Linked DNA regions of Homo sapiens: region 2 is linked to region 1. A link is a contact called in ENCODE Hi-C or POLR2A ChIA-PET data. All regions are on one chromosome and are shown on one strand. The core of a region is the stretch at or near the end of the contact, and the rest is flanking DNA. Distances in the headings are between cores, read along the strand shown. Region 1 overlaps NOL4L (nucleolar protein 4 like). Region 2 holds the start of NOL4L-AS1 (NOL4L antisense RNA 1).

Region 1 (2,763 bases), core at 114-2,613:
AGGCAGTTCCAAGGACTTCTCACCTGTCAGCCTTCTATCCTCCCCTTCCACCCATCAATGGGACCCAGGGCCAGAAGGTGTGTGCTCAGCACTCCCCTCCCTGTGGCACGCCAGCCAGCCTTTGCACACTGCTGGGGTCCCTGCCAAGGCCAGGATAAATGTGGCCACCACTCTACCCCTGGAGAGGGAGCCATTCCTATTCCCTCAGCTGGCCAGGCAGCAAGAAGGGCCCTGCCCATCCTGTGTGCAGCCCTCAGCAGAGCAGCCAGGCCAGGAGGACCCCCTGAGCCCTTTAAAAAATATTTCTCTGCCCATTGGCAGGTGAGCAGGCAAGCTTTGGGTAGCTTAGTAGGGCTGCCCTCATGGTAGGGACCTGGCCCTCTTCTCCCAGCTGACTGTGCAACCCTCCCCCGGGCCCTCCACTGAGCTCTCCTGAGGCCTGACCTAGGGTGCCACGTCTCAGGGGAGCCGAGGGGCATCTGTCGGCCCAAGTCAGCCACAGCCCTCTGCTCTGCCTAGCACACGCCCTTCCCTCCTGCACACTTGCTCCTGCAGCTGCCACCCTTCAGCCAGACATCTCTCTCCAGACCCAGCTGGCCTGAGAGGAACGTGCCCCCAGACTTCCAGGCAGCCCTGGGCTGCTCTGCTGAGGGCTGCACACAGGATGGGCAGGGCCCTTCTTGCTGCCTGGCCTACTGAGGGCACAGGAATGGCTCCCTCTCCAGGGGTAGAGTGGTGGCCACATTTATCCTGGCCTGGGCTAGGGATGAAGCTCTCTGTGTGCATGGCAGAAAAGCCCCATCCCTCGGACCTGACACCTGACAAGGACCAGCTGCATCCCTGATGTTGCTCTCCCATCCGCTGCTCCAGTCAGAGACACTGGGGTTTGCCCTTGTCCCTGACCTCCAGAGGAAGGCAATCAGACAGGGAATTTGGAAGGGAGATAACTCATCAAGGAGCCTGCCTGCTCCACAGAGCATCAAATCAGCTGAGAAATAACAATTGTGTCACCAAAATTAACTTCGCATTTGCAGCTGGCAAGAGTGGCCCCTGGACTCTGCCAGTGGGCTGAGCTGGAAGCTGTGCCTGAGCTGGTCCTCCAAGAGCCCAGCCACAGCCTGGGACACCCCAAGCCTTCTGCATCCCCCCACAACTCCACTCCCCAGCCCCGCCCTAGCCCACCTCTACCCTCCAGCCATCACAGAGATGGAGAAGGACATTCGTGCATTTCTAAAGGAGCAAACCCCTGCAGTTGCTGTGGGAAGGCGGGGCCAAGCGCAGCGCAGAGCAGCCCCTCACCCTTGGCCAACTTTCCCAGCCCGGCTGCGGGCTGCGGCGAGGACAGCGGAACGCTTGGGTGATGCTGCCCCTTAGTGGAGAGGTGCGGGAGGACCCAGGCTCCAGGAAGCACATGGAAAACCAGTAACTGGGCAGTCTCAGCCCAGGGAACCTGGGACTGAAGGGACTCTTTGGCCCCACCAGACAGCTAAATCAGGGTCAGTGGCTTTTCCAAAACCCAGAGCAAGAGGAAAGGGCTGGACACCTAGGCCCACAGCCACTTCTTCCCCACTCCCCCACCCAGCCCTTTTTTCATGTTCCCTCCCTTCTTTGTGTCTCTCCCCCAGCCCTCTGCATCCCTGTCCTCCTCCTCAACTAGGGGAGGCCTTCTGGAGGCAACTGTGGAGTGGTGTGACCTGGAACATGGGGTTTAGTCTGGCACTGCCTTGAAAATTCCTTGTGACCTTGGGGAGTCAGCTCACCTCTCCAAGCCATAGTTGCCTGGAACATGGGGGTCCTGCAGAGCCTGTCTAGTTTGAAAAGTCTGATGCCTGGTACTAGCCCTTCACAGCTCTTCCTAAGAAGGTTCTTGACCTGTCAGTGATCACAGGAGATGGCTTGTAGGACCTTTGGTTCTGTGTATGGGCCTGGGGCAGTGAATTTATCTGTGGGTCTCAGTCTATCCATCTCTAAGAGGGGAACTGCTCACCCTACGCTAGAGCAATGTTTGTAAGCCCATTTTTTTGTAGCAGCAATAAAATGTTCTGAGGAATGTTACTTATTAGAATATAGGTTAAAGACTAGATAATGTTTAAAGGGTTTGCTTTTTCAATTTTTAACCTCCTTTATTGCGATTTTTAAAACAAATGGTTTTCCACAAAAGTACTGTCTCATTGCCACAGCTGAGAATCCAGGACACCTGTCCCTTGCTCCTCAAATCCCTGACTTTCCTTGCAAGAGCCGAAGCACCTGCCACCAAAGCTCAGACCTTGGTGACCCCATGGCCAAGTTGCCTCCCCACAGATCCATATAACAAGCGAAGCTCTTCTCTCCTCCAGATCGCAGAGACCTATGCCTTCCTCCCGAGAGAGGCCGTGACCCGGTTCCTGATGAGCTGTACGGAGTGTCAGAAGAGGATGCACTTTAACTCCAATGGCCTGGAACCCAAAGGTAGCAGGGGTGGCGTGCTGGAGGGCTAGGGCGGGGGCCATCTAAGAGTGGACTGTCCCTGAAGACGCCAGCTTTTGCTGGCACAGAAAAGTGTCCAGCAGCTGTTGTTGCTAGTCCCAGAGGCCAGTATGGGTCCGTGGTGCTGCCCAAAGCGCCTTGTTTTGTTTCGTTTAACTTTTTTTAAATCTCAAATTTCACTTAAAAACCAACCATACAAAACAAAAAAGTGAACAACATGTTTCCCCTGCCTTGCAAGGCCCCGGCCAGCCCCTTTCCTCCCAGCCGGATTCCAGTTGGGAATGGCCAGCCTGCCCC
Region 2 (3,090 bases), core at 304-2,803, 39 kb before region 1:
GGGAGGAGATCTCCCAGGGCTACCCAGAGGGTAGGGAGCAGAGGAGTCCCTGGCTTGGCCTGGAGTCTGGGCTGGGGAGATTTTCTGGCAGAGTATACCCTAGGGCTGAGGCTCACCAAGGGGCTAAGCAGAGGGTGGGTGTCCCAGGTAGAGGAGACAGCCTGTGCAGAGGCATGGAAGTGTCATTTAAACCTGAGGTGGGCGGAGCCATAGCACACAGGCCTCTAGTGCCCAGCAAATCAGCCTGGATTTTATCTGGGCACTGGGGAGCCCAGGAATGTTTGGGGCAGGCGGCGTTGAGGTCTGATTTTCAGGGTCAGCGTTCAGCACTGCTAATCGGGGAGGTTGAGATAGTGGCTGAGACAGTGAAGCCGGAAGCCTGATGGGCGGGTGGGGGGTGGAAGTCAATCTGACATCTCATGCTCCCCAGTGTCACTAGGCAAATGCCATTCCTCCTGGAGCCTCAGTTCTGCCTATGGCCAGTGAGTGGACTGTGGACTTCCTGCCTCCCTGAGTGCTTAGGGTGAGAATGAAATAGTCCTGACGGCATGCCTGGAGCCAGGCACCCCATGGCCCTCGGAGTAAGCGCGCCTGTGGTCTTTCATTGAGCACTTGCTATATGCTAGATATTTTATTTATTTATTTGTTTATTTTTTTGAGGCAGAGTCTCACTCTGTCACCCAGGCTGGAGTGCAGTGGCATGACCACGGCTCATTGCAGCCTCAACCTCCCAAGCTCAAGCGATCCTCCCACCTCAGCCTCCCGAATAGCTGGGACTACAGGCACGTGCCGCCATGCCCAGCTAATGTGCTAGGTACTTTACACGAATTATATTGTTTGATTCTCATAACCACCCTTTTAGGTCCTCCCCATTCATTGAGGAGAAAACTGAGTCACAGGGGAGACAAATAACTTGCCCAAGAGACAAAGCTGGGATTTGGGCCCATGCTGGGGTGACCCCAGAGTCCTCACTGTTGCTCCTCCACACTCCTGTCCCCAAGCCCAACCCTGGCTGGGGCGTGGCCCCATCCCCAGCCAGTTCCCCAGGGCCCAGTTAATCCCCTCTCAGGGCCACCGGCATGAGAGCCAATTAGTGCCTGCTGTGCTGGGGGCACCACACCTGTCCCCTGCTCTGGGCCCCCCAGAGGCCCAGCCCTGCCCAGATCCTTTGGGCACACCCTCGGCTCTGGAAGCTGATGCTTCTTGTATTGCGCCATTAAGAAAAAGGACTCAGCCTCGTTTTTTGTCAGGGAAGCTTGGGGAAAATAAAGCCAGTGAGAGAAGCATTCCAGCGTCGGGATTTTTCCAAGCCTCGGCTGGGCCGCCCGTGGAGCGCTGACTTCCCGCTGCAGGTTCCCCTCATCCTCCCGGCACCCACCTACCTCCCCACCCGCAACCAGGCCCCAAGGGCCCCCATGGTCCCTGGTGACAGGGGGCTGCTGGTGGGGTTGGCTGCGGTTTCTCACCTGCGTGCAGGGTCTGGCTCCATCGTGAAAGGAGGAAGAGGGAAAAAAAGGTCCTTGAGATGGTGACAAAGGTCTGAGTGTGGGCCGCGAGAGCAGCCTGTTTCCAGGCAACTGCTATACCCTGGGCTCCCCGCGGTGGCGGGCACATCCGTCATGCCGCCGTGGCTCTGCTCGGGAGGGAGTTGGGCCCCCCCAGCAGCCCAGGCACACTGCCCACCGCCCCCAAGCTCCGGCCCTGCTGGGGACATGAGGCCCCTCCGGCAGGCACTGCGTGAGAATGCCCAGTGTTCTTGTGGCCGATGCTGGCTAAGCTCCTACTGGGTGCCCAGCCTCAGGCCTGGTGCAGGTGGGACAGAGCTGTCAATCATCAGTCCCATCCGTCAGTCTGTCCGTCCCCCATCCAGCCGTCCAGGATAGAACTGTGGTTTGGCGCACAGGTTCTGGAGGGCTGGGTTGAAACCCACTCCACCAAATCCTTGCTGTTTGTCCTTTGGTGCATTGCCCCACCTTGCCAGCCTCAGTTTCTTCATCTATGAAATGGATATAATAACAGTTCTTACCTCATAGGGTTGTTGGGAGGATTAAATCACTTAATATAGGTAATGCCTTAGGCACAGTGCCTGCCACATATTAAATGCTTGCTAAATGTTCATTGTTTCTCTTTTTATTATTAATTGTTTGTTAGGTGACAGTTGGGGCAGCGGGTAGCATGCCATCTGTGGCAATCAGGTAGACCTGGGTCGGGGGTGAGTTTGTCCCACTTTGAACCGTATGACCTTAGACAGGTGGCTCGGCCTCTCTGAGCCTCAGTTTCCTCTTGACTACACTGGGGAAATAATAGCTCCCTTGACACGCTCCCCTCCTCAGCCTAAGTGTGAAACCCCATCTCTTGTCGGGAGGATTAGTGGTGTCCACGTGTGCCAGGGCCCCACCCTGGCCACACTCAGTACTCAGAATGGTCATTATTCAGCAGGCCACGATTGGTGCCCACTGGGTGCCTGTGTGACGGGGCTGGGAGAGGAGTCAGGCCTGGCAGGGCGTGGCCTCACCAGTGCTCCCTTCCCCTGCCTTGGGGCTGCCCAGCCCTGCCCCCCATCCTCCAGCTCCTTTGTGAAAAGAACCTCTGCGAGTGCCCTGGAGCAAGAGGAGGAGGAGGACAAGAAGGCAGCCCGAGTGCCAGGGGGCCGGGCACACCGCCGCCTTTGTCTGGGCCACCCTGGAGGCAGAGGGAGGCTTGGTCTCCCAGGGCAGGCCACACTGCTGGCCTGCTGGCGGCTCAGGGAGGCCGCGTGGGCGGCAGGGCCTGGGCAGGCCTGGGCTGGCCGTGGTCCCTTGGGACAGCTTGGCCCACTCAGGCGAGAGGGATGCCCACGCCTGGGAGGAGGGCGGCAGCCAGCTCGGAGGTGACTGTGTCCTTCTGGGGCCCGTTACAGACAAACCTCAGTACCTACTAAGTGCCAGGAACAGTGGCAGCCACTGGGCCCTCAGAACTAGGCCATGCATTCCAGTCCTGGCGCCTGGGGGCCTGGGTTCCAATCCCTGCTCCGCTATTTGACAGCTGTGTGGCCCAAGCAAATTCCCTCCCCTGTGTAGGCCTCCATTTGCTGATCTGCAAAATGAACGT

The links. A loop is a pair of places that touch in the nucleus more often than their neighbours do. ChIA-PET counts read pairs that join two places held with the same protein, here RNA polymerase II (POLR2A).
Region 2: a map of HepG2 shows a loop between it and region 1 (2.5-fold over the local background). The contact joins the promoter of NOL4L-AS1 here to the enhancer-like site in region 1. A Hi-C loop is called at or near these places in 4 of 168 maps with a recorded cell type or tissue (CD14-positive monocyte, CD8-positive, alpha-beta T cell, HepG2 and 1 more). POLR2A ChIA-PET finds 5 or more read pairs at or near these places in 23 of 52 experiments (AG04450, B cell, CD4-positive, alpha-beta T cell and 17 more).

The regions. Positions count from the first base shown.
Region 1 is chr20:32,520,496-32,523,258 of GRCh38, reverse strand. NOL4L (nucleolar protein 4 like) reads left to right here. Exons shown (of 11, transcript NM_001256798.2): 3 at 2,337-2,448. Among named protein-coding and RNA genes, the nearest start is that of NOL4L-AS1, 39 kb to the left of the region's middle. Within about 2 kb of position 1,363, at least 5 of the 41 ENCODE cell types and tissues checked have a DNase peak (open chromatin) inside an H3K27ac peak, as active enhancers do; they include CD4-positive, alpha-beta T cell, CD8-positive, alpha-beta T cell and natural killer cell, where a contact is called at or near this core.
Region 2 is chr20:32,559,556-32,562,645 of GRCh38, reverse strand. It overlaps NOL4L-AS1 (NOL4L antisense RNA 1), which reads right to left and starts at 1,553. Exons shown (of 3, transcript NR_199031.1): 1 at 1,467-1,553. The region is part of intron 1 of NOL4L (nucleolar protein 4 like); the gene reads left to right. RefSeq lists an enhancer at 125-776.